Regions from separate parts of the Homo sapiens genome. Here region 1 is linked to region 2. A link is a loop called in an ENCODE intact Hi-C map of the cell type or tissue named here. Cell type or tissue: natural killer cell. All regions are shown on one strand. Each heading gives the region's core, and the rest is flanking DNA. Links, peaks and the distances in the headings are about the cores only. Region 1 holds the start of LOC105379157 (a long non-coding RNA gene). Region 2 has its middle 190 kb from the start of ZNF608.

Evidence for each region. Peaks named below come from ENCODE experiments on the same cell type or tissue, not always from the same donor. Only the 100,000 strongest peaks of a DNase experiment are listed, where the experiment ranks them.
Region 1: it touches region 2 in a loop (3-fold over the local background); 2 of 110 quality-filtered maps call a loop at or near these places.

What each region holds. Positions count from the first base shown.
Region 1 is chr5:124,860,684-124,876,279 of GRCh38, forward strand. LOC105379157 (a long non-coding RNA gene) reads right to left here and starts at 15,428. Exons shown (of 2, transcript NR_188329.1): 1 at 15,356-15,428; 2 at 8,102-9,227. In natural killer cell, for the core only: no CTCF peak of the experiment used is centred there; no DNase peak of the experiment used is centred there.
Region 2 is chr5:124,929,660-124,945,255 of GRCh38, forward strand. No RefSeq gene overlaps it. Among named protein-coding and RNA genes, the nearest start is that of ZNF608, 190 kb to the left of the region's middle. RefSeq lists an enhancer at 6,251-6,650. In natural killer cell, for the core only: no CTCF peak of the experiment used is centred there; DNase peaks (open chromatin) are centred at 5,582 and 6,432; H3K27ac peaks cover 1,203 bases.

The sequences.
Region 1 (15,596 bases), core at 3,704-11,703, 68 kb before region 2:
AATGGTCATTTAAATATGAGCTACTGTAGTCTTCTGTCTATGCACCCTTAAATATGTGCTTCTGTTTATGAAGTTCTTACTCTACGGAACTACTTCAAGTCATTCTATTCCTAGAGGGAAATAAGTATCTAACATGATACTTATTTCCCTCTAGGTGAAGCTGGGTTTATTCAAGCATTATCAGCAACAGGGAGAGAGAAGAAAAATATTGTAAAGGAAATATAATAAAAGCCATCAGGGAAAGCTACTTAAGGATGAGTTTTTTTAAAAAATGTACTCAAATAATGAGATAAAAGGAAAAGTAGAGAGAAGAGAAAAATGGAAAGATGTACTGAAAACAGGAACGTGCAAAGAAAATATAAAGAAAATAATAGAGTGATAGCTGCAAAACCTGCCAAAGGTCTGCAGAAGGGAAAGGGGAGCAAAAAGACAACTAAATATATTGCATTATGCCATATGACCCAACGATTCCATTCCTAGGTATATACCAAAGATAACTGAAAACATGTCTACACAAAAACCTGTATGCAGATATTCACAGCAGGAGTATTCATAACAGCCCCAAACTGGAAACAACCCAAAGGCCTATCAACATATGAGTGAATTAGCAAAATGTGGTATACCCATACAATGGAATATTATTCAATGATGAAATGAAATGAAGTACTCGTACATGCAACAACATGGAAAAACCTTGAAAACATTATGCTAAGTGAAAGAAGCTACTCATGTATTGTAATTATTGTATTTTGTACATAATGTATTTATATGAAATGCCCAGAATAAGCAACTTTGTAGAGACAGAAAGTAGATTGGTGGTTCTCAGAGACTAGGGGGAGGAGGAAATGGAGAATGACTGCTTATGGGTATGGGATTTCTTTTTGGGATGATGAAAATGTTCTAAAATTAAACAGTTGTGATGACTGTACAACTCTGAATATACTAAAACCCACTAAATTGTATACTTTAAAATACTGAATTATGATACACATCTCAATAAAGTTGCCACTTAAAAAATATCCAGACTGCTGTGTTATTTCTTTTCCATTTTTTAGGGTCTTCTATAAGGATGGGCCCTAGCAGTATGCCTGAGGCATAGGTAGGGATGAGGCATGGGGGAGAAAAGAAGAAAAAAGAAAGAAAGGGGCTTAGAAGGATAATAAGAGACATTGGAAGATGGTAGATATAGAAGAAGAAACAATAGAAGAGAGAGTTTCAATTAGGTTTATTAAACTGCAAGGGACAGAGACTTACTCCAGTTAACTCAACAAAAGGGTTTATTGGTAAAGAAATACATGGAGAGACCTTGAAATGGCAAGACTTAGACACAAAGGCAGCTCTTGCAAGCAGCTCTGCCATCATCCTCATGGACTGTGTCATCTCACAAGATGTATCTACTTCTCCCTGTGTATCTGATGCATTTTTTCTCTAATATATGACTTTCTCTTTTCCCTCATAATTTCAGCTTGCATGTAACTTTGGCTTACAGTGTCCTTTCCAAACCTGACAATCTCATAGCATTCTTAGTACCATCTTTGCCCACTTCTTCGGTGGCTCCATGATTCATTAACAGTTTTCTGATTCTCATGTCCTGAGATAGGAGTCCAGTTAGTTCTGTTCACGTTTGCAATCCAAAACCTGGATCATAGGCCACTGGTCACCTAGCCAATCTGTAGACTGATCCTCCTTGGATTATGTGCCCATCTGTTCTCATTAGCTGAGAGCAGAACAGTGGCATTATCTGGTTCACAAAAGGCATAGTGGGTTGTAGGGAGGAAAGAAGGATGGCTGGGCTTGGTGGCTCAGTGGTCAGATGTAGTGGCTCATGCCTGTAATCTTAGCACTTTGGGAGGCCAATGTGGGTGGATCACTTGAGCCCAGCCTGGGCAACACAGGGAGACCTTATCTCTCCAAAAAACTTAAAAATTGGCTGATTGTGGTGGTATGTGCTTGTGGTCTCAGCTACTCAGGAGGCTCAGGTGGAAGGATTGCTTGAGCCTGTGGGGTAGAGGTTGCAGTGAGCGAAGATCATCCCATTGTACTCCAGTTTGGGTGACAGAGCAAGACCTTGTCTCTAAAAAGAAAAAAATATAAAAGGAAGAACGGGGGACAGTTTGCCAAATGACACCCTGCGTGGGCAGTGGAAAATCTTCCCACTACAGGGAGAAAAGTGGCATACAGAAGGGTGCAGTTGGAAACCTTGTCAACTGTCCCTGCCAACTGATAATAACTCTTGATAAACATGAAGTTCTTCCTCCATGCACCACTCAGAGGAAAATACTTATTGCCCATGTTAGTGCTTTAGTTTGGACCTTACTATTGTTTGAATATGATTTGTCCCCACGAAAATTCATGTTGAGGCTTGGTCCCCAGTGTGGCAGTGTTGGGAGGTGGTACCTTTAAAAGGCAATTAGGCGCCAGGCACGGTGGCTCACGCCTGTAATCTCAGCACTTCGGGAGACCGAGGCGGGCAGATCACGAGGTTAGGAGATGGAGACCATCCTGGCTAACATGGTGAAACCCCATCTCTACTAAAAATACCAAAAAAAAAAAAATTAGCTGGGCGTGGTGGCGGGCACCTGTAGTCCCAGCTATTTGGGAGGCTGAGGCAGGAGAATGGCATGAACCTGGGAGGTGGAGCTTGCAGTGAGCCGAGATCGCGCCACTGCACTCCCACCTGGGCAACAGAGCAAGACTCTGTCTCAAAAAAATAAAAAAACAAAAAAAACAGCAATTAGGTCATTAAGAGGTCTCAATGCCTTTGTCTCAAGAGTGAGTTCTCACTCTCAAGGGACTGGGTTAGTTACCAAGAATGCAGGTAGTTACAAAGTGAGGACACCTCTAATGTTTGCCCTTTTTGGCAAGTGCCTGCTTCCCTCCCCCCCCCTTTTTTTTTTTGAGACAGAGTTTGGCTCTTGTTGCCCAGGCTGGAGTACAATGGCACAATCTTGGCTCACAGCAACCTCTGCCTCCAAGGTTCAAGCGATTTTCCTGCCTCAGCCTCCCGAGAATAGCTGAGATGACAGGCATGTGCTACCACACCCAGCTAATTTTGTATTTTTAGTAGCAATGGGGTTTCTCCATGTTGGTCAGGCTGGTCTCAAACTCCAGACCTCAGGTGATCTGCCTGCCTTGGCCTCCCAAAGTGCTGGGATTACAGGTGTGAACCACCGTGCCCAGCCCTGCTTCCCCTTTTGTTTCTCTGCCATGTTCTGATGCAGCATGAGGCATTCACCAGAAGCCACCAGATGTAGCTGCCCAATCTTGAACTTCCCAGCCTGCAGAACCATGAGCTAAATAAATCTTTAAAAACAAATTAGCCAGTTTCAGGCCGGGTGTGGTGGCTCACGCCTGTAATCCCAGCACTTTGGGAGGCTGGCGGGGGGTGGATCACGAGGTCAGGAGTTTGAGACCAGCCTGGCCAACATGGTGAAACCCCATCTCTACTAAAAATATAAAAATTAGCTGGGCATGGAGGCGTGAATCTGTAATCCCAGCTACTTGGGAGGCTGAGGCAGGAGAATCGCTTGAACCCGGGAGGTGGAGCTTGTAGCGAGCCGAGATCGCACCACTGTGCTCCAGCCTGGGCGACAGGGCTAGGCTCCATCTCGGAAAAAAAAAAAAAATTGGCCAGTTTTAAGTATTCTGTTATAGCAACACAAAACAGACTAAGACAGACCTAAACTCTATATTTTTGCTAAAAGAAAATTAGAAAGAGCGTGAATTCAGTTTCTTCCCCCATTTCTAAAGTTTTAAAATCTTCCTATAATTAGTCAAATACTTGAGTAACAACAAAAAAACCATGTTGAAATGAAATGTAAGCATGATAATATCCAATATTTGCTAAGTAAAATTTATATTCTATTTTTTTACCTCACATAAAGAAACACATGTGTGTTGGCCTGGCTAACACAATTATTGTACATAAAAACTACAGTATATACTTTATAATTCCGCTTCTAGGTATATATCCCAAAGAATTGAAAGTAGGGACTCAAACACACCAATGTTCATAGCAGCATTATTCATGATAATCAAAAGGTGGAAATAACCCAAATGCCCATCAACAGATGAATGGATAAACAAAATGTGGCATACAAATATATATATATATATATATATATATATATATATATATATATATATATATGAATGTTTAGCCTTAAAAACAGAAATGTGATTCTGATACATGCTACAATGTCGATGAATCTTGAAAACATGCTAAGTAAAATAAGCCAGGCACAGAAGGACAAACATTATATAATTTAATTTATGTGAGGTACCTAAAATGGCAAATTCATTGACACAGGATGTAGAGCAGAGGTTACCAGTGGGTAGGGAAAGGGGTAATGGGGGAGTTTCTCTTTGGGATGACGAAAAAGTTCTAGAGATGGATGTGGTGAAGTACCTACAACATTGTGAATGTACTTAACACCACTTGAAATGTGTTTAATATACATTTGAAAATAGTAAAATTGGTAAGTTTTATGTTACGTATATTGCCACACACACATACTCACACATCCAGGAAGAAGAACAACCAAAACTCCGAATTTGCATTAGTGCTTCTTGGTAAAAATGATTTCATTTTTCATGAAATCACTGGAAAGTTGTAGTCTCCACTAGATCTTCTTACAGAGACGTTGCTGAAGAAATAAAGGGCCAGGCCTGGTGGCTTGCACCAGTAATCTCAGGCATTATTTGGAAGGCTGAGGCAGGAGGATTGCTTGAGCCCAGGAGCTCAATACAAGCCTGAGCAACATAATGAGACCCCTGTGTCTACAAAAAAGAGAAAAGTTAGCTGGGTATGGTGGTGAGCATCTCTATCCCCACATTGGCTGAGGTGGGAGGATCACTTGAACCCAGGAGTTTGAGGCTATGAGCTATGATCATGCCACTGTACCCCCACCTGGGTGACACCTGAAAAGCAAAGAAAGAAGGAAGGAAAGAAGGAAGGAAGGAAGGAAGGAAGGAAGGAAGGAAGGAAGGAAGGAAGGAAGGAAAGAAAGAAAAAGAGAAAGAGAGAAAAAGAAAAGAGAAAAAAGAAATAAGAGACTAAGAGACTTGCTGTTCTATCACCCATTTACTCACTGCATGGTGAACATGAGATGAAGAAAGAAAGAAAGAAGGAAAGAAAAAGAAAGAAGGAAGGAAAGAAAGAAGGAAGGAAAGGAGGGAGGGAAAGAGAAAGAAAGAAAGGAAGGAAGGAAGAAAGAAAGAAAAAGAAAAGAAGAAATAAGAGACTAAGAGACTTGCTGTTTTATCACCCATTTACTCACTGCATGGTGAACATGGGGTGAAGTTGCACAGAGGCCTTTTTTATTTTTACACACATAACACGCTTCAGTCTAGTCAAAAGATCGGGCTCTGTAGGGTATCTTGGTAATTACGCAATTGTTAAAACACTTGAGCTGTTGTGTATAGTAACATGCTTCCTCTGGAAAAAAACTATGTTGCTTGTTCCATCTTCTGTTTATGTTTTCAAATATAATAATGCTTGGTTGGCTTATGTGAAATAGTATGAGTTATTAAAACAAGGAGCCATGAGTGTCAGGCAAAAGCAGGATTTCCTGCCCCCTAGCATGAGCTGCCATTCTCTGCCATTGCTTTTCTTTGAAAGATGACGTTTTCTTGTAATAAAAATGAAATGTAACTCTCTCAGACTTACTTTTAAAGATATGGCTTCTGGCTTATAACTAAAGAGGCTGTTTATGGCCAAGAAATAGTAGCAGCTTAGAAATGTTAAAGGCGAGCGGGGGTAGATGTTGAGCCTTTTCCATACAAAGTCTTGTTGACCACTCCCACCACGAGTGTTGACACACGGGCACCGTCATCGTTGAGTGTGCAGAAGTGTACCTTCTTTGAGAACTAGCAAGAATCTAATGCTTCTGGCTGCAGCAGAGCTTAAATATTTTAAATTTGCTTTTAATTTTTATGGTTGTTATGTTTATTAGCGTTTCCCTCCAATTTTCGTTATGTTGTTTGAATTCTTGTTTGGGTGTGGAAATCTTTAGAGTGAAATGAAGTTTTAGTAATCCAACACCTTTTTATCTTTCTCTTTCTTTCTCTCCAGCTTGCTCCTCATGCTTCCCTTTTCTTTCCATCACACCCAAAGCTGGTAACACTTTCCTGCTGAGAAATTTTTAAAGTCATCACACAGCTCTAACAAATGAGGGCTGTCATAGTTTTGGGATGAGAAAATCTACAGCAGCTCACACAGATCTAGGAGTTGATAGTGGTTAATTGACAGCCGGAAGGACTCGGGCTTCTGGCAGAGCTGGAGGGAGGGTGAGCCCTGTGGGTTTCATTTGGGCAGAGATAAAACAGGTTTTTATTCGATACTCATGAAGAGAGCATAATTAACCTTTTAGAAGTTTAAGGATGATCAAATTGTTATACATTTTGCAAATGAAAAGAGGGAGCTTCCCTTCCTGCCAGCGAAATGCCAGTGCAGATTTCAAGGTCACTGGGTGATCTCTTTGAGGGAAAAGAAAGCAGTAAACACACACACACACACACGCACACACACACACACCCAAACCCACAGATTGAGAAATGTCACCATGAAAACATTCAGGAATGAAAAGGAACAAATGTTCTTTTCTGTCATGCTCCACAATAAAAATCGAAGCGAATGTTTGCCGCACATTCACATGGGCCTGTTGGATTATAATGGCACTACCCTTGTCAGAGAAAACAGAATATATGACTCCAGCTGGTACCTCCTAGGCTTTGGTGTGTTCCAGTGCTTTTTAGAGGGTAGGGGGAAGGGCTTTTTGAGAGCCAAGCATGTTTTAAAGATGGCGTGCATAACATTGCTACCACGTGAGAATTCTGTGGTGTGAATAATCAACCCCAGTGCTTCAAAAAATTTTTAAAAAGATTTAGCCAAGTCTGTGCATGAAAGGAAGTGGTTTTCACTAGGCATCATGCTTTTAAGATGACCATACTTGTTATGTGAATAACTTTATTTTGCAGCTATTTGCTTTGCCACATCACAAACAACACTTCATGCACTATTACTTAGGGAAAAAAAATACTCTGTGGCTATTATTTTTTCCAAAACAAACCTCAAACATTTTGTGATAATTTCAAACAGAGAAAATTGCAATAATAGTACAAAGAACTACTGTATACTCTTCACCTGGATTCGCAGTTTTTAACCTTTTGCCTCATTTACTTTCATCTCTTTAACTATCCATCCATCTGTGAATCCATCCATCTATCCCATCGTGCTGTGTGATGAACGTGCTGCATCGTGAACATGGGGTAAATGCACCTATGTCTATATTTATCTCTACCATCTACATAAAATGATTATGTGATTCTATTTTTCTGAATCATTTGAGGGTAAGCTGTAGGCACAGTTCTTCTTTACCCCTAAATAGTTCAGTGTGTATTTCCTAAAAACATGAATATTTGCTCACATAACAATGTTATAATTATCAAAATGTGAAATATTAATACAATCCCTTATCAAATCTACAGATCTTTATTCTAATTTTGCCAGAGGCTTCAAAAATATCTTTTCCTTGGTTGGGGGATATGTGGCAGGGTTTAGCTGTGATGCCTAGGCTGGAGTGCAGTGTTCTACTCATAGCTCATTGCAGCCTTGAACTCCTGGGATCAAGCTATCCTCCCTCCTTAGCCTCCCCCATGAGTATCTGGGACTACAGGCACGAGCTACTACTCCAATAATATTCTTTATAGCATTTTTCTCCCTGGTTCAGAGCCCAATCTGGGATCTTGTGTTAGGTTTAGTTTTTATGACTCTTTAATCTCCTTTAATCTGGAATGTTTTCTTACCTTTTTTTGTCTTTCATGATATTGTTTTGAAGAATACAGGCCATTTATTTTGTAGAATGTCCCTCAGTTTGGGTTTATCCCATGTTTCCCTATAATTAGATTCAGGATGCACTTTTCTCTCCCCTCAGGAATGAAAGGTAAGTGGTATTGTGTTTTGTCACACTGTCACACAAGCAGACACATGGTGCCTGTTCATCCCACTGGTAGTATTGCTAAGTTGGGTAAAAGGGTGTCCACCAGAGTTCTCCTGTTAAGCTACTATTTTCTCCTGTATAATTAATAAGTAAACTGTGGGAAGAGTCTCATTTTTTTTATTGGCTTTGGTCTAAAATAAGCACAGCCAAATAACAAGCAGCTGGAAACAGTTCTTACATATTTTAAGAGGAGGCCAGATAAGATTTCTTCAATAGTTTAGGAAAACATCCTGACTAAACATATTTGGATTTTCCTTTTTTCCTCGCCCTGTGGTGTATAGCCCTGTGCAGAATCAAGCAGAGCCCTTTCTTTTCACCTCCTTATCCAAAACCCAGGGTTTATTATTCGTTGACAAAATCATCAAGGAACTACATAGACACACACCATTTTTGGGAGGGAAGGTATCAGGTATGTAAAGGAAATATTAAAGGGGAATAGGAATGAAATAGGAATGAGGAGAACACAGAAATGCCAAGAGTACACAAATAATAGTTGACAAAGTCTTTTTAAACAAGTTAGGTGTGCCCCACTTCTAGTTTGCCTTTTCAACCTAGACAGGTCCTAAGTCATTCATTTCTCTCCTGCCTCCTTTTGTTGTGTTCTATTTTAGTGGGAACAGTGGTATCTCCCTGCAGGAAACATGCTTACTATATTGACACAAAGTTTATGATTGGTTTCCTCAAATTGTCTTGGTCATATTCATTGTTAAGAACATTTTTAAAAGTAAATATTATTATGGAGAAGTTGGAAGATGAAAAAAATGAAGTGAAGCCAGTTTGTATATACTCACTAAAGGAGGATGTGCCTGGATATATAGTTTATACTATCTGTAATATCAAACCCAGTGTTTGAGAGAAACACCATTCTTCCTGGCACAGAGATCTGAGAGAAGTTTCTCCAGCACAAAGAAGACCCTTTGTAATGAAGTAAATAATGTCCTTGACAACATTCTTACAGGAAAGCAACAAATGAGTTACAGGGCTGTTTCTTATGAAGTCTCTTGATGTGGCTGACTGCCTAATGCCAAAGCAGAGAGGAATGAAAGAAATCCGTCAGTGAGTGACAATGCCCTCTGATAGTCTGGTTTATTCCAAGGTTAACTTGTAGAGTATCTAAAGCGGTATTTCCAAATGTGCTTTTAATCTCCTTCAGCCATGTCCTCAGTTCTGTCAGATAGGGATGATAAAGCTTCCTCCTTGATTGCAGTGAAGGTTGAATGAGGTAAACTGATGGGAACCAGGCAACACAGAGCCAGTAGCATTGTAGGAAGAAATTAACAAATGGAAGTTATTATATTATTATTTTTGTTTTTCAGGAAGAAAAATAGGAATGAATGATTAATTAAAGCCCCAAATAGAACATGCTCACAATAATTTAGTTGGGAACATTTTTAAGCAGTTTTACCAGTCCATGACCCATGCCATTAAAAATGATCTTTGTAAATCATCCAGTGTGGTGCTGTCTCTTTAGTAAACCGGGAAAAGCAGAATATAAAGTATGCCCTTAGGTGACTTAGTGAGTGTGCTATTTAGGGTTGTTAGCTATAACCCAGTTAATCCTTGGCTTTGGTGCTGGAAAAACACACTATTTCCGTGGTTCTCAAAGTGTGGAAAAGGCAGCATCAGAACCATCTGGAAACTTTTTAGAAATGCACATTCTCAGCCCTGTTCTAGATCTACTGACTCAGAAACTGGGACAGGACTCAGCAATCTGTGTTTTAACAAACCCTCCAGGTGATTCTGATGCTTGCTAAAGTTTGAGAACCTCAGCTCCTCTGTCATAATTAAATAACAGGGTTAATCACTTACTAAGGCCTCTCCCAGGATATAAAAAAAATCCCAATTTCATATAGAAGGATGCATCTTTTTTCCTTCCCTGTGGTGAAGAGGGAGGCATTGTCCAGTGTACTGGGTCAAAGTGATATAATATTCTTAAGATGTAAGTTAAAATGAAAGAAGAACAGATTACATACATCCCCAATTTATCCCAATAGAAAATATTGGATTTGGCCAATACTGTATCTCTTGACTCTGCCTCTAATAGGAGCTTAGCCTAAAACTGGTTTCTATTCATAGAGTTAAAGGCTGAGGGAGAATGAATAAATGATTCTGTGAAAATAGCCTTAGTATGTATTAACCAGCTGTACCCAACTGACTTTCTCTTGTTAGCTGCACAAGGCAAAGGATGCTGAGATCTAGAGCATGTGCTTACAGGAGCAGAGGTAAGTTAGGTACAAGTTACTTGTACTTCCTGGCGTTTGAACAATAACTGGGCTCCTTTCTCTTTCAACCAGCAAAACATATTGTAACACTACTGCATTGAATGAGTGTGATGGATTAGAGGGAAATTCTTGAATGCCATCTCATTTACATTTTTATTAATTGATTCCCCTGCAACCTTTGGTACTTATGAAAAGTAACAAATTTCTAATAGCAGCCACATACCCAACACCAAATACACTGGTCCATTAAACAGGACTTAGGTGAAATGGGGTTTGAGCAGTAATGTTCGGACCCTATTCTAGGTGTATCAGGTTTATTTATTTTCTTGTTTGTAGGATGCTCACTCTTGGCCTATGTACGCAGGCTGCCAAGTACCAGAGATGATGCAGAATTCAGATTCCCAAGGAGGGGTAATGGACGGAAATGAACCCTTTCCTGCTTACACAGTAAATATTCACAAAGAAGTAAAAGCTAACCTGAGAAAAAAAAAAAAAAAAAAAAAAAACAGGAGAAAGGAGAAGGGGGGAAAGGCATTTTTTATTTTCATAGTGGGAAGAAATGTACTCTGGGAAGAAATGCATTGGCTCTGCCTCTATACAAAGAGCCCAGATACTGCCTCAGCCAGACTGGCTGGAGTCCAGAATGGAAATTCAGATGGTAATGACTATGTGTAGCTGGGTGGCTCATCAGATGAATACTTTAAAGGCAGATCTTTAATCATAAGCTCATGCAGTGTGGGAAGAAGTAGGGACTCTGTAAATATAATTGCTTCTCAGTTTAGGCGAAATGTTCAATATTAAATTTTAGAAAAAACAGATCACCTTTAATTCTAAATTTGGCTCATTTGGTTAAATGTCATATCCATTTCAAAAAGGAAGAATGAATGAGCTGATATCTTCAAACTTGCAGCAGGCTTTTAGGTTTTCCATTTTAAAAAACTTATTTAGTTTTTACAATATGAAAATTATAGACAGAGTGACATTTAAACCTTTGCTTTTCATAGCATTTCACACTTACACCATTTTAAAAGACAGCTATTAACATTTACAAAAATCTTTCAGAAACCAAATGTTCTAACATGCAGAATTCCAATTATACTGTGTAAGAGGGTTATCAACCATTCTTCTACAAGAATACTTTGAAGTGTCAGGTATTAAACCAAGAGCTAAAATGTCAGTTGCACATAGACAATAAATTACGGTTTATAAAATCTTGTAAGATTTATTTAATATTACAATTTTGACCTTTAGGTTGTCTTTACCATAGCTGGTTTAAGTTCCTCCTTCTCTTTCTGTGTGTGTGTGTGTGTGTGTGTGCGCGCGCACACACCTTTTTTCCCCTCTAATCTTACTTGAATGTTAAACAAATGCTGTGTTGCAAGTTATATGAAGTTATGTGACCCATTCATGCCCCGGCTAAATACTTCCCAAGGCTCCTAGCTTCTCCTGTTTGGGTAATGGGATCCTGTGAGGCATTGCCTGTTTCCTTACAGAGCACACAAATGGAGTCCTCAGCAAAATGTTAACCCTTGTCAGCCTGTCCCTGAAGCAGGAAATCTGTTTACCTCTTTTTTGGACTTACTCTTGAAGACAAGCCTGAAGTTGTAAGGACCTATCTCATGCTTCTCAACTATTTAGCAAAGGAAATAAAAGAAGATGCTATCCACTTTTTTTTATGTTCGCAATTTGGGATGAGATTTGCTAAAATGAACAGAAACCATTATCAAAAGACATTTTGATCATTCCCACTAAGCTGACAAAGAATCAGAAAATTTCCCCTGAAGAATGGGCTCCAGATCAGGTACCATCCTTCTCATATCACATGGGAGGTCCTCCTAACAACTTGTTTTCATTATTGGGCACTTTTCCCAGAAACGTGGGAAAGGTGGAGGGGAGAGAGGAAATATTGTATTACAGAAGCGAATGGCCAGTCATCTTGGTCCTCCCCAGCTGTTGGCAATGTTGAGGCTGCCCCTTCTCTTCCCCATGTTGGGAAGCAGCCAGAGCCATTGTAGTTTGCAGGAATTCTTTTTTCAATCAATAAATACACATCTCCATATTATCAGTAAATACTTATATAGCATTTCTGTGGACCAGACTTTATGCTAAGTGCTTTACATATTCACTCCCCATGAGGATTCTGAGATTTACTGGTAAGTAACCAAGACATAGGGAGATTTAAATAATTTTCTCAGCATCAAACAGCTAGGAGATGTTAGAGCCATACTTCGCACCCATTCCATCTGGCTCCAGAGTCCTTACTTTATGAATGGCATGGTTCCTTCTGAGAAGCACCTTATTCAGGTGGTTTATGAAAACCATGCAAGCCTATTAATACTCTTTGCAAACCATTTTTTTTAACCAACAATCTGAGAAGTTACAAATGACCTGAAATAAGGTCATATACTTGAGGCTTTCATTTTGTCACCTGCTTTTAAAAGCAACTTTGTGCTGAAGCCAAGAGCAACAAGCAAAAGCTAATAGTGAGGAATTGCTTGAGTAAGTGGTTCTCTGCAGCCAATTGCCAAGTCAGAAGCCTGTGAATACTTGTAGCTGATGCTTTAATGACACTCCTCATTTGTGGCAGATATGGCTTTTTTCTATATTTTTGTTAAACAACATATTGTGACATATTGTGTTAGCACATTTCTGAATGTTAGCTTCTGAGATATATCTGTGTAAAAAATAGATCAGTATTCATGATCCCATAGAAGAATATCTTGCACTGCTAGACCACCTTTTATGGTTGTGGTACAAATCAAATTCTATTTCAATGAAATAGCTGTAAGACTCAAAGATTTCTTACTTTCAGCTGATGGTCCACTTATTTTAAGCTATATTCCATATAACAAAATTCTAATATAACCAGAGAATTGGGTCACTTCCTTGGAGTCCACTGAAAAGGATTTAGCATGCAGTCATAAGACAGGCGCTATAAACATAATCACCCATCCATTCATTCATATTGATTGAGATCCACTTAGGGCTCTATCGGATATGCAGGGATTTTAATCCCTCATGCACTTCTATGTATTTAGGACACTGAGTGACAAATACTTTACATATAAATGAGTCAGCTTTGTGAAAGTCTTCCAGTCTGTGGTACTTTGTTACGGCAGTTGGAAGGGATCAGAATATCACCCCAAAATATGTCACTTTGGCATAAGGATTATTTTGAACTGAAGGCAATTAAGAAACAGCAAACATAGGAGACACTCTAGGCCATTCCCTTTTCTGCTTAAAAGGGCATAAATTTCCCCTTTGTAAAGGAAATCTTTGTAAAGGAAACCCACACTTGCAAAGTATAGGTGACCTCCTTTTTCCATAAGAGGAAGAGAAGAAAGACTCAGGAGACAATTCTTATCACTTGAGATGACTGAGTCTACATAACAGACTTTAGTAAATAATGCTTATTTACCATACATTTCTTAGTTCATTTTTGTGTTGTTATAACAGAATTTCTGATACAGATTTAATTTTTGTTTTTAAAAAAAGGTTTATTTCGCTCATGGTTCTGTAGGCTGGGAAGTTCAAGATTTGGTCGCCCCATCTGGTGGTTTCTAGTGAGGGCCTTTGCTTCATCAAAACATAGCAGATAATGTAAGGGGAACTGGGCATGTGCAAAAAAAGGCAAAACATGAGAGTCAATCTCACCTTATAACAACTGCTTTCTTGGGAACTTATCCATTCCCATGAGAACTAATCCATCCCTGCAAGAACTAACCCAGTCTCACAAAAAAGACATTAGTCCATTTTAACAATCTAATCACCCCCCCCACTTTTTTTTTTTTTTTTTTGAGACGGAATCTTGCTCTGTCGTCAGGCTGGAGTGTAGTGGCATGATCTCGGCTCACTGCAACCTCCGCCTCCCAGGTTCAAGTGATTCTCCTGCCTCAGCCTCCTGAGTAGCTGGGACTACAGGCACGCACCACCAAGCTCAGCTAATTTTTGTATTTTTAGTAGAGACGGGGTTTCACCATGTTGGCCAGGCTGGTCTCGATCTCTTGACATCATGATCGGCCCACCTCGGCCTCCCAAAGTGCTGGAATTACAGGCATAAGCCACTGCGCCTGGCCTCTAATCACCTTTTAAAGGTACCACCTCCCAGCACTGCCACATTAGGGACCAAGCCTCAACATGAGTTTTGGTGGGGACAAATCATATTCAGACCATAACAATTTCCTAGTCACCTTCCCACAAGTTACCCTCTCTAGAAGCCAAACTCCTCTTTTCCTTTGTCTAGTCCTTTCTTCATACTTTATCACCCTTTGCTAAAATAGTATGTAAGTCCCTAGGTCTAACCACAACTTTGGCGTTTTCACTTTTATTCTGTGAGTCTCCCACTTCCTTGTGTCCATGTGAAATAACCTTTTCTCCTGTTAATCTTTCTTTTCTCTGTTTAATTTGCAATCTCCAGATACTGAACCTAAGAGAGTATAGGGAAAGTTTTTCCTCCTCTACAGCCTCTTTAAGATAAATCCTGTCATGTACTAGACACTTACTTCTAGTTAAACATCAATTGATAATAGCAGGAATGACAGTAACTTATGTCCATTTTGGAGCTTTTTTTTCAAGAAGCCATGTACAAAGAGAGAAATGAAGGCTTAAATTTTTCAAAAACAAGGTCTCCTACAGATATAAATACAAACACAAGGTAAAGGTTTTATTTGATTCATTAAAGAGGAAACTGGTGAGGTGTTTCAACCAGTTCAAGGGATAATTTTGTAAATGTTAATTTATGGATCAGAAATGTTAAAACAAATGTGCAAATGGAGGCAAAACTGGCCTCTTCCACAGTGGGGAAGAAAGTCAATAGAACTTCTAGTAGGCATAATTTACATATCTACAGACAAGAATTACTTTGCATTGCAATCAGTTGTCCACAATATACAGAGTTGTAAAATAGCTGGAAGACTATGAAAGACTAGAATAAGATAACATGGAAAGGTGTGATATAAATAATGCATTTTCTACAGAAGCACAATTTTCCCTCATTTTAGACCAAATTCCCTGTGGAAAACCAGACAAGGAATTAGAAATAGACCTCTTTTCTTCATTCTAGTTACAAATCTCCTAGCTCAGTCCTTCATTACTGCATTACTTCTCATCTGTGTAGGTGTAAAACCTTCCTACCTGATCTTTTTTCTTCTTCAAGATCCATCTTCTTCTAGTTCATACTACATACCACTGACAGTTTGATGTTCTTAGAACACTTCTGTGATTGTCATGACACCCTTAGAAGTCTAAATGGTCCCCTGCTGCCTGCAGATGATATGTGAAAGTTCTAGCCTGGTGCCCCAGGAGTTAGCTCTATATCAGTCAGGGTTCCAAGTTGCAAGTTACAGAAACTGACTGGTTGACTTAAAGAAGAAAG
Region 2 (15,596 bases), core at 2,612-10,611:
CATTTATGTGCCCATTGTTTTATCACTGGGGTGCCTGCATGAAAGATGGCTATCATCAACTGGCTGCATCATTTTTCTTCCTTTCTTTTAGAGACAGGGTCTCACTGTTGCCCAGGCTGCAGTGAAATGATGTAATTATGGCTCACTGCAGCCTCCAACTCCCAGACTCAGGTAATCTCCCTCCTCAGCCTCCTGAGTAGTTGGGACTACAGGTGCTCACCACCATGCCCAGCAAATTTGTTAATTTTTTTTTTTTTTATTTGAGATGAAGTCTCGCTCTTGTCCCCCAGGCTGGAGTGCGATGGCACGATCTCGGCTCACTGCAATCTCTGCCTCCTGGGTTCAAGTGATTCTCCTGCCTCGCCCCACCACCACCCCCCAGCCACCGCCCCAATAGCTGGGATTACAGGTGCCTGTCACCACACCCCGCTAATTTTTGTTTTTTTAGTAGAGACAGGGTTTCACCATGTTGGCCAGGCTGGTCTAGAACTCCTGACCTCAGGTGATCCGCCCGCCTTAGCCTCCCAAAGTGCTGGGATTACAGGCGTGAGCCACCACGCCCGGCCTGTTAATTTTTTTATAGAAACGGGCTTTTTTTGCTGTGTTTCCCAGGCTGGTCTTGAACTCTTAGCCTCAAGAGAGCCTCCTGCCTCAGCTTCCCAAAGAGCTGGAATTACAAGCATGAGCCACCATTCCTGGCTCATGTTTTTTCATGGTTGTTTAGTGCCTCTTCTATAGTGGGTGCTTTCTGGTGGGCACTGATCTTGACACTCTGTATTCACATTGTGTGCATCTGCAGACTCCTAGCCTAAATCTCCTTGTCCATGATCTTTCCATCTTTTTTCTTTAGCTCTCTGACCAGCCAGCCATCCTATTCCTTCTTGTTTAATTTTTCCACCTTAAGCTCCTCATGTGGGACCACCATATGGCCATAGGTGTGAACTGACAGAGGGGTGCTGGTACATTGGTCGAGGGTGATGGGAATCTGGCTACTCATCCATACAGTTTGCTCATGCCCTCATGACTTGCTCTTGCTTGGTACTGGATGTATCATATCCATCTTATGATGGAATACTGGCATTTATGATAGTAGTCCATCATAAGATAGATATGATACATCCAGGACTTACTTATGACTTGGTGGGTCCAAGAAGGTCCCAGCTCATTTTCTGATACACAGTCACTTAGTGTTTTATGGTCAAGCATTTTTGTCTCTACCAGGACCCAGTAGCATGCTAGGAAGTGTTTTTCAACAAGTTTTTTTTTTGTTTTTTTTTTTTTGTTTTTTTTAGCAACAGATAACATGGGCTTGCTCTAGAACCCCAGGGACCTGAATTGTGATTCTACTGTTGAGGTTTGCTATAAACTCTGCACTACATCATCTTCCATCATTGACACTGACATTACCTAAGGTCTGCCAGGTTGTAAGGCCCAAGTGACAGGGATACTGCATCACATCCTGGAACTGCTGTGTAGTCTTCTCTGGCTTTGGGTCCCACTTAAAGCTAGAAGTCTTCTATGCTACTTGGTATATAGGTCAGAACAGTATTTCTAGGTGATGTTGAAACCAATGATCAGTAAGACATCATCATGTAATGGATCAATCTGATGTTTTGTGGGATGTCCAAACAGTTCATATCTTTTCAGGCTCTATTATGAGAGAGGGCAGAGGAGACAGTATAGTTCTAGGCAATAATGTAATTGTATAATGTTGTCCTTTCCAAGAAAATGTAAACTGTTTTTAATCCTTTCTCTTCATTGGGATAGAAAGTAATGAATTCTTGGCTGGGTGTGGTGGCTTATGCCTGTAATCCCAGCACTTTGGGAGGCCAAGGCAGTTGGATCCCCTGAGGTTGGGAGTTCGAGACCAACCTGGCCAACAGGGTGAAACCCCATCTCTATGAAAACAAAACAAAACAAAACAAAAAACTTAGCTAGGGGTGGTGGTTCACGTCTGTAATCCCAGCCATTTGGGAGGCTGAGGCACGAGAATCACTTGAACCCCAGGGAGTGGATGTTGCAGTGAGCCAAGATTGTGCCACTGCACTCGAGTCTGGGTGACAGAGTGAAACTCCATCTCAAAAAAAAAAAAAAAAAAGAAAGTAATGCATTGTCTATATCAGCGGCCATATACCACACAAGAGGCTATATTAATATCCTTTAACAATGATACCACACATGGTACAGCAGTTGTGACTGGGCAACAGCTTGGTTGATCTTACTGAAGTCTCAGTCATTCTCCAAAACCAATTTACTTTCTGCAGGAACTGGACTGGTGAATTAAATAGAGATATGCTAGGTACCACCATCCCTGGACCCTTTAGTCCTTTAAAAATGACACTAAGGGCTGGGCGCAGTGGCTCACACCTGTAATCCCGGCAGTTTGGGAGGCCGAGGTGGGCAGATCACCTGAGGTCAGAAGTTCAAGACCAGCCTGGTCAACATGGTGAAACCCCGTCTCTATTAAAAATACAAAAATTAGTGGGCACCTGTAATTCCAGCTACTCGGGAAGCTGAGGCAGGAGAATCTCTTGAGCCCGCGAGGCAGGTGTTACAGTGAGCCGAGATTGTGCCATTGCACTCCAGCCTGGGCAAAAAGAGTGAAACTGCATTGCAAAAAACAAAAAACAAAACAAAACAAAAGCACTAGTCTTTGGTGCTCCTCATTTTCTTACCTGGGATGCAGTAATGTTTTTGATTTGCTATGCTGACTGGAGAGTGGTGGTGGATTATTTCATAGCCTCCAATTTGGCTTTCCACACTCTGATAACTATTACTCCTATAAGCCAATGTCTCAATATAGATGGTTTTCTAATTTTCAAGTGTGTTAAATCTAATTATACATTCAGGGACTAGGGAACTGACCACCAGGAGGGTTTGTGAACCTAGAGGACATATTATTATTACTCTAGGCCTTGAAATTTCTTCATTCTTGTTTCTTTTTTTTAAATAGGGTCTCTGTCACCCAGGCTGGAATGCAGTGGTGTGATCACTGCTTACTGCAGCCTCGACCTTTCCAGCTCAAGTGATCCTCCCACCTCAGCCTCCCAAGTAGCTGGGACTACAGGCACGTGCCACCATGCCTAGCTGATGTTTTTTTTTTTTTTTTTAAAGAAATGTGTTGCCCAGGCTGGTCTCAAACTTTTAGGCTCAAGCAATCTTCCCACTTCCGTTTCCCGAAGTGCTAGGTTTACAGGCATGAGTCACTGTGCCTGGCCTCATTATTTCTTGATTCCTATGTGACCCCACTCTAAGAAGAGAGGCCATGATGACATTCCATGTCCCCGAGTTTCAGTGACCACTTGGACTCTTTATCTAATACCCCTTAAAGGGTCTGGTCATTCTTACCATATTATGTATTCACTTGAATAAATGGCCATAAATGCCTTTAGAGAAGAACTTGGAGTGTCAGTGCTCTGTATATTTGTCTCAGTGTTGGCAGGGTTTTCCCCCTGGGAACCCAGCCACTTCTTTGGTTAATAGATTCCAGGTCTGGAATTGCTCAGGTTCAGGAACTGGGCAAATGATCATGACATTTTTATTGGAGCAATTGCATTCAAGCTCCAGTGCTGGGTAAAAAAATATTAAAAATGCCCGTTAGAGGGGTCCTGTGTTTGGTGAAGATGGGTAGGCCCTTAAACAACTGCCTGGCTCAGTCATTGGTTGAGGACCACCCCCAAAATAATGTGCCCTCAGCTCAAAAGCTGAGGCAAAACCTGAAGGAACTGATAACTAGAGGCCATCAGCTAAACACACTCCTACTCACTGGACAGGAGTTCTTTCTGGAAAGGCAATCTGAGCAGGTCACCTCAATGTCTGTCACACAATCATGAACAAAAATATCCCAAAAAATTTTTTTCCACAAAAAGTAAAATTCTCAAAACTCAACAATTTGAAACAAAAGCTATTAAAAATAATATGAAGGGTTAACTTCCTAACTAACTTCATAAAGGATTAACACCCTTACATCATAGCATCACTCTTTAGGAAAAATCTATAGTACATGAACTTTATATGATATATTTAACAAATAGTTAAAGCTAAACACTTAAGATTCCAATAAATACTTAGAACAAGTACTAAGACAGAATAAATAGGAATAACCAATGGACATGAAAAAATACAGTCTTACAAGTAGTTGAATGCACATTAAAACAAATACATTTGAAGGACCTATCAAACTTCTAAATTTTTTTTTTTTTTTTATTAGATGGCGTCTCGCTCTGTCGCCCAGGCTGGAGTGCAGTGGCACGATCTCAGCTCACTGCAAGCTCCACCTCCTGGGTTCAGGCCATTCTCCTGCCTCAGCCTCCCGAGTAGCTGGGACTACAGGTGCCTGCCACCACACCCGGCTAATTTTTTGTATTTTTAGTAGAGATGGGGTTTCACCGTGTTAGCCAGGATGGTCTCGATCTCCTTACCTTGTGACCGCCTGCCTCGGCCTCCCAAAGTGCTGGGATTACAGATGTGAGTCACTGCGCCTGGCCCAAACTTCTAAATTTTTAAAGTTAACAATTTAATTTTGACTGGTGAGTGTTAAGTTAGAGGCGTCTCACACATGCTTAGCAGGAAGGTAAATTTATATTTCTATAAATAAATTTGGCACCAGGCTTCAGGAGGTGCACAAATTTATTTTCTTTCTTTTTTTTTCTTTTTGAGATGGAGTCTTGCTTTGTTGCCCAGGCTGGAGTGCAGTGGCGCTATCTTGGCTCACTGCACCCTCCACCTCCTGGGTTCAAGTGATTCTCCTGCGTCAGCCTCCCAAGTAGCGGGGATTACAGGCACGTGCCACCATGCCCGGCTAATTTTTGTATTTTTAGTAGAGACAGGGTTTCACCATCTTGGCCATGCTGGTCTCAAACTTCTGGCCTCAATTGATCCGCCCACCTTGGCCTCCCAGCATGCTGGGATTACAGTCGTTGAGCCACTGTGCTCAGCACAAACAAATCTTTTACTCAGTAACTCTACTTTGAGAGTCTATCCTAAGGAAATAATCAGAAATGTGGACAAAGATATATGTGTAAAGATATTTATCCTAGCACTATTTGTTATATTAAAACCCACAAGCAGCCTTAATGCCCCAAATTAGGAAAACAGTTATATAAATTACATTGAATGTATGTGATAGCGTAGCGTATAGCCATTAAATGAAAATGTGTGATAAGCCTTTCATGCCAAGAGGTTACGCTTAGGAAATGTTCAATGAAAGTGAAAATAATCATACATCGAGTAGTACCTCAAATATGTAAAAATCCATAGAAATATGTGTAGAAGAAAATATGACAGAAACATAAATATTGATTTGATGATCCTTGGTTGGGTGATTTATGTTCTTCTTTTAACTTTTGAATTTTACAAAGCAAACATTCTCGGAGTCATCTCAAGTAACATTGCTGAAAGGTTTTGTTGACTTCAGGGAAGGTGCTGGGTTATGGGCTTCTCTCTGTGTGCTCACTGCATTTTCTCAGTGCCTGCCTATCTCATCACATTTATTGCATCGTGCTCGACTTTCTCTGTGTATGTATCTGCAATGCCATTCTGACACTAACTACCTGGAATTAGGTCAAATTGCGGAAGTTGAGGGTGTAGTCCACCACGAGACTTCTCTCACTTCAGACACCAGCCACAGGCTCTGGGCTTTCCAGCCACCTGCACTTCTAACCAACTGGTGACAAATTTAGGCATTTCCACTACTTCCTCAGGCTCTATACTTTCCTAGAATAACTCACAGAATTCCAGAAAGTGTTACACTTAGGATTACAATTTTATTATAAAGGACATGAGTTGCCAGGCACAGTTGCTCATACCTGTAATCCCATCACTTTGGGAGGCTGAGGCGGGTGGATCACTTGAGGCCAGGAGTTTGAGACCAGCCTGGGCAACATGGTGAAACCTCATTGCTACTAAAAATACAAAAATTAGCCAGGTGTGATGGCACACACCTGTAATCCCAGCTACTAGGGAGGCTGAAACAAGAATCTCTTGAACCCAGGAAGCAGAGGTTGCAGGGAGCTGAGATGCGCCATTGCACACCAGCCTGGGTGACAGAGTGAGACTCCATATCAAAAAAAAAAAAATATATATATATATATATATATAAAGTCAAGACTAGCCAAATGAGAAGAACATATGTTGAGATCTTAGAGGGTCCCCAACACAGAGCTTCCATGTCTTCAGGATGTATCACCCTCCTGGCACATCAATATGTGTCACTCACCTGGAAGCTCACTTAAGCTTTGGGTGTCCAGAGCTCTTACTGGGGTTTCATTCTATAGGCTTGATTGGCTGAATCACTGGCCACATGATTGAACTCAATCCCTAGACCCCCCCTTCCCTCCCCAGAGGCTGGGAAGTCACGTTGATAACATATGGCTTGAAGCCCCAACCCTCTAACCACATAATTTTTCTCTCCAGCATGGAAAGCCCCCATGCTGAAAATACCTAGAACTATGAGTCACATCATTAGCATAAACTCCAGTGTGGTCAGAGAGGTCTACCATGAATAATAAAGACGCTTCTATCACTTGGGAAATTCCAAGAGTTTAGAGGCTCTGTCACAGGAACCAGGGGCACAAGCCAGCCAAATCCTCCATTATACAACAGTGTATGTTTCATCCATTGGCTGTGCCCCCAAAATGGAGAAACCATGCCTGGTACCCCAGCAGATCTTTTCTTTCAGTTAATTTGGCAACATAAAAAACTTTGCCTAGGCCAGGCACAGTAGTTCACGCCTGTAATCTCAGCACTTTGGGAGGCCGAGGTGGGCAGATCACGAAGTCAGGAGATCGAGACTATCCTGGCTAACAAGGTGAAACCCTGTCTCTACTAAAAATACAAAAAATTAGCCCAGCGTGGTGGCGGGTGCCTGTAGTCCCAGCTACTCGGGAGGCTGAGGTAGGAGAATCGCTTGAACCTGGGAGGCAGAGCTTGCAGTTAGCCGAGATCGCGCCGCTGCACTCCAGCCTGGGCGACAGAGAGAAACTCCATCTCAAAAAATAAAAATAAAAATAAACAATAATTTGCCTAAAGTCTATTAGTGTGACTTTCACTCTGAGTCCTAATGTGGCACTTTTCAGCTTCAGTGGCCTTAGAAGGTCACGTTGTAGGACTTAGCAATGCACCAACATTCTGGTCCTTTTAAAATGTAATCCATCACTGAGAAGAACAATAAAACAACAGCAAAAACCACAAAAACGTTTTTGCGTTTATCATCTTTCTTTTCCCTTGATTATATCTATCAAAACCATTAGCTAATTTTGAATTAATAAGGAAATTAATAGAAAAAAATATTAGCTTAGTGCAAGGAAAGGCCACAAAGAGAAATGCACGGATGGCAGTGGCATGGCTGTGTTTATGAATGTCTAATTCTGTCAATATTTTGTTGTCAATCTCAGGATGGCCCAAGAATTAGTTTTTATAACATCAATATAGTATTTGGTGAATCTGACAAATTAGTTGATTATATTTATGCTTACTCTTTTATTCCAAAAGCTAATTGCGTCTAGTAGGTGATATGATTAACGTTTAGGATCGCCTATTTAACCTAGTCCTTCAAGTCTTTGTTAATTTGTATTTCATAATTTATTAGATTAAAACCAGGATGGCTGCCTAGAGATATTATTTTTCAACTTCATAGGACTATGTATTAAAATTTTAGCCACTCAAAATTGAGTCAACTTTTTTTGAGACAAAATATTTTATAGACAGGCATACCTCATTTGATTGGGCTTTGCTTTATTTTGCTCCACAGATACTGTGTTTTTTTGACAAATTAAAGGTTTGTGGCAACCCTGTGTTGAACAAGTCTATGAGCGCCATTTTTCTAACACCATATGCTCACTTTGTTAGCATTTTTAGCAATAAACCATTTTAAAATTAAAATATGTACATTGTTTTTTAGACATAATGCTATGGCACACTTAATAGACTGCAGTATAGTGTAAACAACCTTAATACGCACTGGCACCCAAAAAATTCATGTGGTTGGATTTATTTTGAATTAATTAATTTATTGAGACAGGGTCTCAGTGTGTCACTCAGGGTGGAGTGCAGTGATGCGATCACAGCTTACTGCAGCCTCAACCTCCCAGGGCTCAGGTAATTCTCCCACCTCATCCTCCCGAGTAGCTAGCCTACAGATGTGTGCCACCAGCTTGGCTAATTTTTCTATTTAATAGAGACAGGGTTTTGCCATGTTGCCCAGGCTGGTCTCGAACTCCTGGGTTCATAAGATCCGCACGTCTCAGCACCACAAAGTGCTGGGATTGCAGGTGTGAGCCACCATGCCCTGCCAACTTGATGTATTTTGATGCTTATTTTATTGTAGTGGTCTGGAACTGAACCTGCAATATCTCTGAGGTATGCCTGTGTATGTGTGTATGTATATATATATATATGGTCAAGTGCTGCATAACAACATTTTGGTCAAAGACAGACTGCATATATGATGGTGGTCCCATAAAATTCTAATACTGTATTTCTACTGTATGTTTTTTCTATGTTTAGATATGTAAGACACCATTGTGTTGCAAATGCCTGTAGTACTCAGTACAATAAATGTTGCACAGGTTTGTAACCTAGGAGCAACTGGCTATTTGATACAGCCTAGGTGTGAAGTAGGCTACACCACCTAGTTTTGTGTAAGAACACTCTATGATAGTTGTACAGCACCATATTTGCTTATTGACACATTTCTCAGAATGTACCCCTGTTGTTAAGCAACATATATAATATATAATGATATACAGAGTGTAATATATGTGGACCAGTTTTACATGTTTGATCCAAGGACAACATCCGAAGTTCTCAAGCATCACTGATTCACTAGATCTCACTGCCAGGCATATGGAGATGCCTTTCTGATGAGAGCTGTCTCTGTGGGCTTGTTGCTACACTGTCTCTAGGTGTTGGAGACAGATCTGATATGGAGACTGGTCTGAATCCGTACCTTTTCTCCTCCTTTCTGAGCAGGCTTGACCCTAGGCTTGTGGGAGAAGACAGGGTTTTCAACAAGCAGGATGAATAGAATGCCTTCTGTGTGCGTTGTATTTGCGTGGTCTCCTATCTTTCCTGAGGGTGAGGGTCTCCTGTGACTAGAGTCACAGTAATTCCTAGGTACCATTGAATGCCTAATACATATTTAAATTTTCCTTATAAAATCAAAGGTTGGCCGGGCGTGGTGGCTCACACCTGTAATCCCAGCAGTTTGGGAGGTTGAGGCGGGTGGATCACGAGGTCAGGAGTTCGAGACCAGCCTGGCCAACATGGCAAAACCCCATCTCTACTAAAAATACAAAAATTAGCCAGGCACTGTGGCGGGCACCTGTAATCCCAGATACTCGGGAGGCTGAGGCAAAAGAATCGCTTGAACCCAGGAAGTGGAGGTTGCAGTGAGACAAGATCATGCCACTGCACTCCAGCCTGGGTGACAGAGCAAGACTCCGCCTCAAAAAAAAAAAAAAGGCTGTTTTGTATATAACAGGATGTATATACGTTTGTATATAACAGGATGATGCAGTTGAGAAGAAAAAGCTGATGATTCAGAACTGAGCAGAGACATTTACCAGAGTGATGTCCTTGAGCAGGGCCTTACACCATGCTCAGTATAAAGATAATGTCCCAGGGAGACGTCACGTGCTCTTTTGTATGAAAGGTGCCTCGTGAGTAATGCATCATGGGGGCCTGTCTGCACAGGCCGAAGGGGTTAGATTGAAGGAATTAGCTGCCCACCAAAGTGCTATGAAGACTATTTTAAACTGAAAACATCTGAACAGGCAGCAGCCACAGAAAGAAACATTATTTACACTTGAGTAGAACCCTCCCAAAATACAGCTGCTGTTGACCCCCATCTGAGGGAGTTTACCATTTGAAGAAAGGTTAACCCTTAGCACTGGGAACTATGAATTCAGCTGCCATAACACCCATCGCCTCCGTGGGAAAATTTCCAGCCAGGAAAGAGATAGACTGCCTATTCCCATTAACAACAAAAAGCCCAATAGAACCCTTTATACCTTCGCAGTGAAACCCTCCCCTCCTTTTGTGAAATCGTTATATAAACCTCTTGTCTCTGGCTATTCAGTGAGTTACTCGTGACTGAGCAACTCTTGCATGCACGTGAAAATAAACTTTTATCTTTTCTTCAATTAATCTGCCTATGGCTGGATAATTTGCAGGTCCTGGGACTATTCAGACCTAAGTTGACAGAGGAGAAGTTTTTCCTCACAACAAGATCCTGGGTACAAGTGGAGAGTTGGTCTTAGTAGGAGCAGAGACACTTCATCCATACTAACAGGATGGAAGGCGGAGGCATTTGCATATATTCAACATCTCTCTCATTCTCAAACCTCCTGGAAGTGTTGTCTACTCTTAATGATTCATGTCCTCACTTTCCTTCACTCTTCTACCTATTCCAATTTGGCTTCCAGGCTCAACACACATTCAATCATTCACCCATTCATCTAAAAATTCTTTAATCCTACTATATGGTCTAGGCCCTGGGGAGTATATCATTAAACAAAATCCAAAAATAGCTGTCTTTATGGAGCTGACTATCTAGTAGGGAAAACATATCTAAAGCAAATAAATAACACCATGCATTCACTGGTGATAAGTGTAATGGACAAAAACCAAACACACACAAAGCAGGCAGGAAAGTGAGGTTCTTAGTTCACTCATGCTGCTGTAACAACAAAATACCTTAGACTGGGTAACTGACAAACAACCGAAATTTATTGCTCACAGTTCTGGGCAGAGTCAGTGTCTGGTGAGGCCCTGTTCCTCATAAATGGTGCCTTCTATGTCCCCTCACATGGTGGAAGGGGCAAACAGGCTCCCTTAAGTCTCTTTCATAAGGGCACTAATCCCATTCAGGAGGGTGGAGCCCTCATGAGTTAATGACTCCCCAAAGGCCCCACCCCGTAATACCATTGCATTGGGGTTAGGTTCAACATAAGAATTTTGGAGTGACACAAACATTCAGACAATAGCAGGGAGCTGGAGAGTGTTGATGGCCTCACTAAGAAGGAGATAATTTGAACAAAGATGTGAGGAGGTAGGGAAAAAACCCTATGGATCTAGCTGAAAGTCTCTTCCAGAAAGGAGCAGATAAGCAAGAGAGTGTACCTGATAGAGTCAAGGAAAAGCAAGGAGGCCACTGTGGACTGAGCAAGTGCGAAAGGCAGAGCAGCAGGTAAAACCAGCAAGGTCATATGTGGCTAGATTGTGTGGGAGCATGTAGTAATTGCCACATATTTTGACTTTACTCTGAGTGAGATGAGGACGCACCGGAGGAATTTGAACAGACAAATGATGTGTTGAAAATGGATTGGGAGAGCAAGGGTGGAAGTAGGGGAAGCAGGACCAATGCTGATCCTATCAAAAGATAATGGGCGATGCTTTGGAAAACAGTCTTGCATTCCTCAAAAGGTTAAGTATTGAGTTACCACATGAAACCAGCAATTACATTCCTAAATACATACCCAAGAGAAATGAAAACATGTCTAAACAAAACATGAATATTCATGGCATCGTTATTAAAAGCCAAAAAGTGGAAACAACACAAATAAATGTCCATCAGCTGATGAATGGATACAAAAATTGTGGTATATCCATATAATGGAATGTTATTTAGTCATAAAAATGAAGGAAGTATGGATACATGCGACAAAATGGATACACCTTGAAAACAGTATTCTACGTGAATGAGGCCATTCGGAAAAGACCACAAAGTGTATGATTCCATTTATATGGAAAGCCCAGAATAAGCAGTTCTGTAGAAAAAGAAAGTAGTTTAGTGATTGTCAGGAGCTAGTGGGAGGAGGGATGAAGAGTAAATTCTCTTTGGGGCGAAGAAAATGTTTTAAAATGAACTGTGGCAATGGTTGCACAACTCTGCGGTTTTTAGTAAAAAAAAACCATTGAGTTGCACACTTTAAATGGATGAATTATGTGATATGCCAATTATATCAATAAAGCTGTTAGTAAAAATAAAAAGAGGTAATGAGGCTTGGCACGGGAAAGTTGGAGTGGAGATGGTGAGACATAATCAGAGGTGAGAATACTTTGAAGGTAGAACTAATAGAACTTGCTGAAAACTGGGTGAGAGGCTATGAGAGAAAGCAAGGAGTCAAGAATAATGCCACATTTTTTTTTTTTGACTGAGTGACTTAAAGGGTGGAGCGCTGACATTACGTGAGGTGAGGAAGAATGCTGGAGGAACAAGTTTCGAGAACTCTTTGGAACATGTTAAGCTAGAGATGTCTAGTTGACATTCAATATGCAACTGAAGGTATGGGTTTGGTGCTCAGGAAAGAACTGGACTAGAGTTTTACATTTGGGAGTTGTCAGCATAGGAATGGTATTTAACTGGCTAAGTTATCAGTGAACTCCCTGTAGCCAAATCTTCATCTAACTTGACTTTTCAATAATATTGGACACTACTGACTACTGCCTTCATTTAAAACCGTCCCTTCTCTTACTTTCAGCAGAGAAAACTTGTTTTCCTTCTTCCTTTCTGGCCTCTCCCAATCTGTATTGTTTGTAGGCTCATTCTCTTCCATTTCATCTTCTTTGTTCCTTTTATTATTATCATTATTATTTTTTTGCTGGGACAGGGTCTTGCTGTTGCCCAGGGTGGCCTCAACCGATCCTCCCACCTTGGACTTCCAAAGTGCTGAGATTACTGATGTGAGCCACTGTGCCTAGCCACCTAATCTTCAATTCATAAGTCTTTAAGTTTTGTTCCTAAAGTTTTTTGCTCATCTTACTCTACACTCTTTCTTTCTTTAAGAGATCTTATCCACATTCCTAATTTTAATTACTCCCTTACACAAAGACTCGCAGGTGATCTTCAGGTCTTTTAGATAAACACTATTGGATAAATCAAAAGCATCTCAAATTCAACCTGTACAACATTGAACTCATGACGTCTTCTTCCTTAAACCTGCTCCTCTTCCAACATCCTTTTTGTTCAGTAAATAAGTTATTAATACTTATTTTATTTATGCAAACCACAAACCAGAACCCCTTCTTGGTATCTCTCTTTCCTAGGATATCTAACCTTCATCACCAAATTCTGAGAATTGCATCTCTTAAAATATCCTCTGTCTCTACTTCTTTCTTTTTACTGGTGAACAATGCACATCTATTTCCATTGTATAATTTCTTTACATAACAATCCATGTTCACAGTCAATATTTCTACTATTCTTAAGCTTTAGAGGCAGACTATTACAGTGTTGTGGATTAAAAAAAGGGAGGCAATGGGTTCCCTACACAAGTTGAGGATTTTCATTCCAAAATGTTCTCTACAGTTTTTCCTTTTTTTTTCTACCTCTTGTCTCTTTTAAATCCAAATTATCCTACCAGTTGTCACCATACTAATTCTCTTAACATGTAGTTCAGTTCATTTTCTAGGTCAAAAACCTTCAAGAACTGCATTTTACCTGGGAATTTAAGAACAAACTCCAAATCTTAAAACTCTAGGTTCATGATAACAAATTCCAAACCCCCTTTCCTATGTTCCAGTGTTATGAGTAAAACAGCACTAGTTGCTAATAGAAGACAAATGATGCTGCTTGAAATTGTGACTTGAAAAGCAAGTAAACCATGAATCATCCTAATGTATAAGCTTGTAATCAGAACAATAGAGAACTGATATATGAATAGTTTCCATTTACTCTGTTCTTAGCAAAACATTGACCAATTCATGGCTATGCATGTTAAATGTTGTAACATGAACATAATTCATGTTATCCGAAACAGGGAACACTTCTGTTTCCAATTTGCTTTAAAAAAAAAAAAAAAAAAACAAACACACATATTTTGAAAAAAAGAGATACCCTAAATTAGCCTAAGGCTATCAAAGTACATCATGCTTCTCCATAGAAAGCCACCATATTAACAGTAATTGTACTAAGTATGTATAGTATTGTATAGTACTTTAAGATGTACAAAATACATCTTAATATCTAACCTTCCTCACCAAATTCAAATACATTCTCACTTTAAATAAAATATTTAAAACATTCTTGTGAGTTAAATATTTTCATTACCCCACATTTATGAATGAGGAATTATCCTTGGTAAGACGAAATGATTTACTTGTGGATATGTCCAGGTAGTATATGGCAAGGAGCCAGTACACACACCCAAGTCTTCACCTTCATACTTTAAACTCTGTATGGTCGTAATTCAAATGTGAAGTATAGCACAAGTAACTGAGGCTTCTCTATTTAACAATGATGCTGAAGATGTAATAAAAAATAATAACAATAGTAAAATTATTTATGTATTTGTCCCTATTAGAATGTGAGCTTGATGAGGACAGATGTTTTGTTCACTGCTGCTCCTAAGTACCTAGAACAGTGCCTGTCACACAATGGCCTCTCAGTGAAGACTTCCTTATAAATCAAAGAATGATACATTACATTTTCAAAGACATTTCACAAACATTATTTTATTAATTGTCACAGCAATTTCCAGGTTTTCTGACTCAGACTCTAATATTCTTTTTATTACTCCATGTTGTATAAAATAAGACTTAAAGGACTACTTAAAATTGGTGCTGAGGCTAGGTGCGGTGGCTCACGCCTGTAATCCTAGCACTTTGGGAGATGGGTGGATCACCTGAGGTCAAGAGTTTGAGACCAGCCTGGCCAACATTGTGAAACCTCATCTCTACTAAAAATACAAAAATTAGCCAGGCGTAGTGGCAGGCACCTGTAATCCCAGCTACTCAGGAGGTTGAGGCAGGAGAATCACTTGAACCCAGAAGGCAGAGGTTGCAGTGGGCAAAGATTGCACCATTGCACTCCAGCCTGGGCAACAGAGCAAAAACTCCACCTCAAAAAAAAAAAAATTGGTACTGAGAGATAAAAATAAGATATATTCATTCCTTGAGACCAGGACTATAGTAGGAGCTCAGTAGACCTAATGGACACTAAGTATTAACTTGAATATGTTGGCTTCTCCATGGATAGAAGGTATTGAAAGGCATGTAGAGAAATTCACTGTTGAGAAACATACACATTTATCAAGATTATAAAAGAAGTCAAACTTCCTCTATACAATTCCGGAATATGGGAGAAGTGGGAAGTTTGCCTTCTTTTCATGAGGAAATACAGATTGAAGGTCATCCCCTATTAGAGATACCACAATCCCTTTATTTACTACTATCTTACTTTTTGTTTTTGGGGTTTTTTGCCTTTATGGAGAATCAAAAAGTATTTGAGTTTGAAAAATTAGCAAACATTTTGTTCTGGTGTAAGGGGGTAACAAGACCTGGGCTCTGTGGTCACTCTTTTGGTGGCCTATTTTGGGGAGAAGGAGATGATGAATAGGTGGGATGCATCTCCGCTTCAATTTCTTGCTGTCAAACAAATTTGAAAACTGCTTCTGGCCGAACGCGGTGGCTCACACCTGTAATCCCAGCACTTTGGGAGGCTAAGGTAGGTGGATAACGAGGTCAGGAGTTCTAGACCAGCTTGGCCAACAGAGTGAAACTCTGTCTACTAAAAATACAAAAACTAGCCGTGTGTGGGGCACACGCCTGTAGTCCCAGCTACTCGGGAGGCAGAGGCGGGAGAATCACTTGAACCC